2 separate regions of the Homo sapiens genome follow, and region 1 is linked to region 2. Evidence: read pairs that join two places in POLR2A ChIA-PET (ENCODE). Cell type or tissue: OCI-LY7. All regions are shown on one strand. Each heading gives the region's core, and the rest is flanking DNA. Links, peaks and the distances in the headings are about the cores only.

What was found. Peaks named below come from ENCODE experiments on the same cell type or tissue, not always from the same donor. Only the 100,000 strongest peaks of a DNase experiment are listed, where the experiment ranks them.
Region 1: POLR2A ChIA-PET joins it to region 2 with 5 read pairs; 7 of 35 experiments call an interaction of 5 or more read pairs at or near these places.

Annotation. Positions count from the first base shown.
Region 1 is chr12:32,402,923-32,407,318 of GRCh38, reverse strand. The region is part of intron 1 of FGD4 (FYVE, RhoGEF and PH domain containing 4); the gene reads right to left. Among named protein-coding and RNA genes, the nearest start is that of FGD4, 5.6 kb to the right of the region's middle. RefSeq lists an enhancer at 557-1,542. In OCI-LY7, for the core only: no CTCF peak of the experiment used is centred there; no DNase peak of the experiment used is centred there.
Region 2 is chr12:32,543,331-32,547,726 of GRCh38, reverse strand. The region is part of intron 1 of FGD4 (FYVE, RhoGEF and PH domain containing 4); the gene reads right to left. Among named protein-coding and RNA genes, the nearest start is that of DNM1L, 130 kb to the left of the region's middle. In OCI-LY7, for the core only: no CTCF peak of the experiment used is centred there; DNase peaks (open chromatin) are centred at 2,016 and 2,646; H3K4me3 peaks cover 1,190 bases; H3K27ac peaks cover 2,997 bases.

The sequences.
Region 1 (4,396 bases), core at 106-4,105, 140 kb after region 2:
CCCCGTCTCTACTAAAAGTACAAAAATTAGCTGGGCATAGTGGTAGGTGCCTGTAATCCCAGCTACTCGGAAGGCTGAGGCAGGAGAATCATTTGAACCCGGGAGGGGGAGGTTGCAGTGAGCCGAGATCGTGCCATTGCACTCCAGCCTGGGGAACAAGAGTGAGACTCTGTCTCAAAAAAAAAAAAAAAAAAAAATACAGCTTCTTGGCCGGGCGTGGTGGCTCATGCCTGTAATCCCAGCACTTTGGGAGGCGGAGGCGGGTGGATCACGAGGTCAGGAGTTCAAGACCAGCCTGGCCAAGATGGTGAAACCCCATCTCTACTAAAAATACAAAAATTAGCTGGGCATGGTGGCAGGTGCCTATAATACCAGCTACTTGGGAGGCTGAGGCAGAGAATTGCTTGAACCTGGGAGGCGGAGGTTGCAGTGAGCTGAGATCACACCACTGCACTCCAGCCTGGGTGACAGAGCAAGACTCTGTCTCAAAAAAACAAAAAGCAAACAAACAAAAAAAAACAGCTTCTCTAACCCTACCCCTCAGATTCTGAGTCACTATGTCAAGGGTGTGGCTAGAGATTTTTAATTAGCAATCCCAAGTAATTCTGAAACAGCTGGTAGAATGGCATTTGGAAGCCAAGCAGATCATCAGAATTATCTAATATACTTTTTAAAAATGCAGATCCATAAGCTCCTGTCCAAACCTACTGAATCTCTCACCACATTTCACATGCATAAATTTTTTCTTTTTTTTTAAATTTTTTTGAGATGGAGTCTAGCTCTGTCACCCAGGCTGGAGTGCAGTGACACAATCTCAGCTCACTGCAAACTCTGCTCCCTCGGTTCAAGCGATTTTCCTGCCTCAGCCTTCCAAGTAGCTGGGATTACAGGCGCCCACCACCACGCCTGGCTAATTTTTGTATTTTTAGTAGAGACAGGGTTTCACCATGTTGGCCAGGCTGGTCTCAAACTCCTGACCTCAAGTGATCCGCCTGCTTCTGCCTCCCAAAGTGCTGGAATTACACACATGAGCCACTGCGCCCAGCCCCACATCCATATATTTAAATGCATCATGTAGGCTGGGCACAGTGGCTCACGCCTGTAATCCCAACACTTTGGGAGGCTGAGGCGGGCGGATCACCTGAGGTCGGGAGTTCGAGACCAGCCTACCAACAAGGAGATAACCTGTCTTTACTAAAAATACAAAATTAGCCAGGCGTGGTGGCACATGCCAGTAATCCCAGCTACTCGGGAGGATAAGGCAGGAGAATCACTTGAACCCAGGAGGCGGAGGTTGCAGTGAGTCAAGATCGCGCCATTACACTCCAGCCTGGGCAACAAGAGCAAAACTCCATCTCAAAAAATAAAATAAAATAAAAAATAAATGCATCATGTTCTAATCCTTTTTCAATCAATTTTCCAGCAAATGCGTATTTGAAAAAAAAAAGAGATTTGAGTAAGAGCAATACAAGTAAGTACTATTGATTGAATTCTGGTTCTGAACCAGAACTATATGTATGTTATCTCCCTGTAAAAGGACTGACTCCAACAGCAGGTGACCTCAGGCAGACCCCCAATCAAGTTCCCGTTCCCTCAACAAATTCCAGTTCCTCTTCTCTGTTACCAGTTAAAACCATGAACCTAGATTTCCTTCAGCAGAGAAAAGGAATGCAAGCAAGCAGGTGACTGTGGAGTAAGAGTCTCTCAATGCTCTTAGGTCCACAAGTTTACATGGCTATTCATTAAAAGACCACTGACTAGGCTGGGCGCAGTGGCTCACGCCTGTAATCCCAGCACTTTGGGAGGCCGAGGCGGGTGGATCACCTGAGGTCGGGAGTTCGAGACCAGCCTGACCAACTTGGAGAAACCCCATCTCTACTAAAAATACAAAATTAGCCAGGCATGTTGACGCTTGCCTGTAATCCCAGCTACTCGGGAGGCTGAGGCAAGAGAATTGCTTGAACCCGGGAGGCGGAGGTTGTGGTGAGCCGAGTTCACTCCATTGCACTCCAGCCTGGACAAGAGTGAAACTCCTTCTAAAAAAAAAAAAAAAAAAACCACTGACTGCTCTTTAAACTGTTCTTGGAGCCAGGCACGGTGGCTCACGCCTGTAATCCCAGCACTTCGGGAGGCTGAGGCGGGTGGATCACAAGGTCAGGAGATCGAGACCATCCTGGCTAACACGGTGAAACCCCGTCTCTACTAAAAATACAAAAAATTAGCCGGGTGTGGTGGCAGGCGATTGTAGTCCCAGCTACTCTGGAGGCTGAGGCAGGAGAATGGCGTGAACCCGGGAGGTGGAGCTTGAAGTGAGCCGAGATTGCGCCACTGCTCTCCAGCCTGGGCAACAGAGCCAGACTCCGTCTCAAAAAATAAAAATAAAAAATAAAAATAAATAAGCTGTTCTTGGAAGGAAATTCTTATAAGAAACTTTTCCTGGTTCCAATTTCAGAGCCCATCTTTAAGGAGCTTCTAAGAAGCATTAATGATATTCATGCACATGCACACCATCCATCATTTTAGTGTAAATCTTTACTTGTTTAGAACATTGTATGATTCTAATAATACTAAAGATACTTTTATTTAAAAATATAATATAGATTTTTTAATGTTACAAATAACATTAGCTCTAACATATGAATGCAAATGACCTATGGTTATTGCTTTACGTTGGGCCACTCAAAGCCCTGGAAAACCTTAAGAACAGGTGTTAACAGGCATGCAAGCACTGAAGCCAGTGACATAAGTCTGAATCCTGCCTCTGAAATTTACTAGGTGCAGGGTACTGCAATAGGACTTTCTGAAACTTTTTTTCCTTCCCTAAAATTGTAATAATACCACCTATTTTTTCAGGGTTGTTATAAGAACTAGAGGTAACATACACATAGTCCTGGTTCAGTGCCAGAATTCAATCAATAGTACTTTTTTGTATTGCTTTCACCAAAATTTCTATCCCTCTTCCCCAGAGATGAAATTAGTACTCTAGAAGTTCTCAGGATACTGGGGTATATGTTGAAAATGTGAGCATTCCAGCCATGGTGAGTACCAGAAAAAAAAAAACTGTACTTACATAGAAAGTTTACCAAGTAAATAATGTGAAAAGTCCCTCACCACAAAGCACCGAGATGCTGAATAAATTACAACAGATATTCAAATACTCAGATACAACAAATGCATGGCTGAGCTCATAACAAAATAAAGGAGGTGCCCAAAGGCAAGCAAAAAAAAAAAAGAACCCAAAACTTAAACACAAGTAACTAACTTGTAAGACCATGCTGCCCAAGAGGCAAAGTCATTGCCAGGAACCCGAAAGCCTAGGGGACTAAGAGCCTTTCAGGGGACGGAAGTTTTGGCCTTGGGTTTTCACAATAGGAAAAAGCTGAACCTGAGGCCTGGAACTAAGGTTCCATAAAAGGGAGCATTGGGCCGGGCACGATGGCTCACACCTGTAATCCCAGCACTTTGGGAGGCCGAGGCGGGCGGATCACGAGGTCATGATATTGAGACCATCCTAGCCAACAAGGTGAAACCCCGTCTCTACTAAAAATACAAAAATTAGCTGGGCATGGTGGTGTGTGCCTGTAGTCCCAGCTACTAGGGAGGCTGAGGCAGGAGAATCACTTCAGCCCAGATGGCGGAGGTTGCAGTGAGCCAAGATTGCACCACTGCACTCCAGCCTGGCGACAGGGTAAGACTCAGTCTCAAAAAAAAAAAAAAGATGGAGTTTTGCTGCGTTGCTCAGGCTGGAGTGCAGTAGCTATTCACAGGTGCAAACACAGCATACTTCATCCTCAAACTCATGGCTTGTAGTGATTCTCCTGCCTCAGCCTCCCAAGTAGCTGAGACTATAGGAGTGCACCGATTATAAGGATTGTTATCTCTGTTGTCCAGATGAAGAAACGTAGAAATTAAGAGACAGTCCAATTCACACAGCTAGCTATGGAAGAGGGACTAGAACGTGAGTGCTATATAACCCCAAAGCCTATGTCTTAATTGCTTCACCTTTCTGTTTCACTTAAATGGGGAGCTTCACATTCAGGAATACACAAAGGATGCAGTTGGTACACTTTATTATTTTTGCCAAAAAGCACAGAACTCTAAAAACAGCAGGGTTTATAACCACAGAACATGACATAACAATGCTAAATGGAATTTTCTGCCAAGTTCTTGAGTTTTCAGTTTTTGTTCCTTCTTCTTTAAGAGGGAAAGTGACATTTCAATTGAGTAATGCCTACTTTGTAATGCGTTTAAATTTTGTGGTTTTCATATATAAATATTTTCCTAGGTGCTATAGAATGAACTGGCACTTTTCAGTAACTTAAATCTGGTTTACTTTTTGATGAGGGGGAAGAACAGACTTATCTAATGATACTATTGAACTAATAGGGAGGCAGAT
Region 2 (4,396 bases), core at 190-4,189:
TTAAAAAAGACTTGGGATTTCATAGTGCTTTAAAACTAATGCAAACTTGCTTTTAAATACTACTGCTATTCTTACTACTGTTAGTAATAATGGTAGAAATCATATCTAATAATATTGAGTGTTTATTGTGAGGCAAGCACACATTGTGCAAAGCACCTTATATGCATTATTTCATTTACTCCACTCAAGAATACTATGATGTAAAGTATAGCAGGCATTTTTATGTCCATTATACAGATGATTAAGAGGTGGTAAGTGGTTAGGCTGGGGTGTGTGTGTATGTGTGTGTATTTTTTGTTTTTACATGCAGACAGGCTGGAATATAGTGGCATGACCATATCTCACTGCAACCTCAAACTCCTGGGCTCAAGTGATCCTCTCACCTCAGCCTCCCAAGGAGGTGGGACTACAGGTGTATGCCACCACACTCAGCTATTTTTTTTTTCATTTTTGTAGAGACTGAGTCTCATCATCTTGCCCAGGCTGGTCTCAAACTCCTGAACTCTAGTGATCCTCCTGCCTTGGCCTCCCAAAGTGCTGGAATTACAGATCTGAGCCACCGTGCCCAGCCTTGCCTGATGTTGAATGTCATATCTACATGTGGTTTGTAAGCAATTTGTGGACACAGATTCTAGCTATTGATTCTTTGGCTTTCACTGAGCAGGTACACAAGTCACTGCAGCTATTTGCCCTAATTCTGTGCCTTTATTAGGCAAGATTATGCAGCTAGGAGCTTCAAAATACCCAGGGCATCAAACAAATCAATTTAAGAAATATAAGGTAAGAGGAACATGAGTCTTGATTTAGGATAACTCAATAGACATCAAGACAGAATTCCAGATTACCTTGCCTGTTTCCAGCTTTGAACCACTTCTCACCACCTCTTCAGCTCTGCACACTCCTGACCTTCTTCTTTTCCTCTTGTTCTGCTCCCCATTTCTGACCTACATTTGCTTCTCAAATCGAGGCTGATGAGGCCTCACCATTGTAGACTCTTCGACATTCTCTTTGGAAACCAGTGGGCACACTCTCATAGACTCACTTTATGCTAGTCAAGTCCTACTTCCCTCCATGCTCTATGGCTGCAGTTTCTGCTAGGCCTGACCCAAACCTCCTCAGGGAGAAGTCAGAAAAGTGCTCACAAGGCACTGTCACATAGACAGCACACCTCATTTCACCTTTGGCATCCCTAAAGAGTGAGACAGATACCTGCACATTATAGGTAAATAAAAGTAGGGTTGGTTAAAAGTGGCAAAGCCACGAGTCACAACAGGGCTTTTAATTCCAAGGTCACTGCTCTTTCCACCACAACTGAGGGCCCTGTTGTCAGGTCAATATGTGTTTTGCATTAGAAGTGGGTTCATGTCTGGGGTGGTGGCTCCTGCCTGTAATCCCAGCTACTTGGAAGGCTGAGGCGGGAGAATGGCTTCAGCCCAGGAGTTTGAGACCAGCCTAAGCAACATACTGAGACTCCATCTCTTTAAAATAATGAGAAGAAGAAAAGAAAAAGAGAAACAGGCTCATAATCTGGAGCTGTACTTCTAATATTTGGGTGGCTGTGGGAACCCATTAGCATTTGTTTAATTTTGCTAAAGAGTCTACTGGCCACACATAAGTACAACAAAGATCTTAGATCCAAATGAACTGAAATAAATATTGTTGTGAGAAACTAACAATATTCACAAAAATAAAGACAGTGTATCATAAAACAGATTTTAAGAAAAACTTTCAGATTTAAAATGAATTCTTAGAATCTGTTCCAGGAAATTAAAATAATTATGAATGCCCTAGAGCAAATTCAGATCTTTAATTCGCTTGAAGAATTCAGCAATTATACCCTGCTACAGACTTCAAGCATTTCCTCTCCAAAGCTGGAATATGTGCCAACTGTTTCCCCTACTGGAAGGGTTAGAAGCAACAGAAAAACGTTAAGAGCTGCATAGATATGAATTCAACAAGCACTCATCTAACACCTTGCAACAGAGGCCACTGTAACAGTACCAGGAAGTAAGGCACCACGTGGGACCAGTAACATCTTCAGCCTACTCTTAAGGAGCCAACTTTCCAATGGGAAGATTAAAACAATCCTCAATCAGGGATCTGCAGCCTACAGGTCACAGGCCAAATCCAGCTTCTGTCAATAAAGTTTTACTAGAATACACATTCATTCATTTACATAATGTGTATGATGCTTTTTACTATGTTAGTAGAGTTGAGTAGTTGCAACAGGGACCATATGGCCTGCAAAGCCTAAAATGTTTACAATCTGGCCCTTCACAGAAAAAGTTTACAGAACTTGACCTAAATAATCAAGGCAACAAACTATGAATTACCACTATAATTTTCCAGTTTTGGTTGTGTCCCCAGCTAGTGGTGTGACCTTGGGCAAGTAAAAACCTCTAGGTTTCTGTGAACTCATTAGCAGCACCATACACAGTTGATCTAGCACATCTTGGCTGATAACCCACTCTGGAATGTATTTAATAAATTCACAGTGTTATATGGTATAATCTTCAGTTTCTTACTGTTCTAAACCCTGCATGCCTACCATGCGATTGTGTCAGTTGCTTTCCTATTTTAAGCAAAAATTATCTTCCCCAACTATCTCTACTGCATGTAAACCAGTAGACCAGAACGGGTTAGCCACCTCTAAAAAATCATGCTTCTCAAGGTCAGTAGCTCTCAACCATGACTACATTAGAATCACCTGTGGAACTTTAAGAAAGAAAACTGCAATACCTGGGTTGCACCCCAAACCACTTAAGTCAATCTCTGGGATATGAGACCCAGGTATCAGTGTATGTTAAAGCTTCCCAGGCAATCCCACTGTGCAGTCATGGTTGAGAGTCACCATGCTTAGTGTTATTAACAGGCTTGGATCAAAATAGTATTTATAGTGGAAGCTATATGAAATGAATTCCATAATTTTCAGCTGGTAAGCTAAAGTTCACCAAAACACCATGAAGACTAATTTTAATAGTAATTTTTTTTTTTTGGAGACAGAGTATCCTTCTGTCACCAGGCTGGAGTGCAATGGTGCGATCTCAACTCACTGCAACCTCCACTTCCTGGCTCAAGCAGTCCTCTAGCCTCAGCCTCCTGAGTAGCTGGAACCACAGGTGTGAGCCACCACGCCCGGCTCATTTTTGTATTTTTTTGTAGAGACGGGATTTCACCATACTGACCAGGCTGGTCTCAAACGACTGAGTTCAAAGTGATCCACCTGCCTCAGCCTCCCAGAGTGCTGGGATTACAGGCATGAGCCACTGCACCCAGCCAAAAACAATTTTCTTTGTTTTGAGAGAGTCTTGCTTTGTCACCCAGGCTGGAGTGCAGTGGCACCATCTCGGCTCACTGCAACCTCTCCCTCCCAGGTTCAAGTGATTCTCCTGCCTCAGGCTCCCAAGTAGCTGGGATTACAGGTACCCACCACCACGCCCAGCTCATTTTTGCATTTTTTGTAGAGACATTTTTTGTTTCACCATGTTGGCCAGGCTGGTCTCGAAATCCTGACCTCAGGAGATCCACCCATCTCGGACTCCCAAAGTGCTGGGATTACAGACATAAGCCATGGCTGCTGGCTCTGGCCAAATTTTACTAGTAATTATTTAAGCTCATAGCACCATGTGACTCTTGTTTAAGTCACAGCAAATACTTCTGTGCAAAGTATGAAGTCCTCTTCACAGATAAGTAATAGTAAGATTATCTGATTTTAGAATCCATTTGTGACATAATAAAAATATATATACTTGATCTCTGGTTTCTGACAAAGGACAGCACTTAAATCTCTTGTAATTTCCGGCTGGGTGCGGTGGCTCACACCTGTAATCCCAGCACTTTGGGAGGCCGAGGCGGGCGGATCATGAGGTCAGGAGATCAAGACCATCCTGGCTAAGATGGTGAAACCCCGTCTCTACTAAAAATACAAAAAAATTAGCTGGGCGTGGTGGCGGGCATCTGTAGTCCCAGCTACTTGGGAGGCTGAGGCAGGAGAATGGCATGAACCCAGGAGGCGGAGCTTGCAGTGAGCTGAGATTGCACCACTGCACTCCAGCCTGGGCAACACAGTGAGACCCTGTCTCAAAAACAAAACTCTTGTAATTTCCTAAGTGGTGGGGATAATAGGAGCATCTTTTGTTCCTAACGGAGAGTTCTTAAATCTCTTGACACTTCCTGGGTGGTAGAAGCCTCTTTTGATGAAATGACTCTTGGCGTAACCCTAGGTAGCCTCAGGATGGAGGTGGCTGCCAGAAAGACCAAGTAATGATCAGAAGCATGGAACTTTCAGACCTATTCCTCCCAACTTCTGGAGAGGGAGAGTGCCTGGAGACTGAGTTAATAATTGATCACGTCTACATGATGAAACCTCTAAGTGACAAGGATCAGAGAGCTTCCA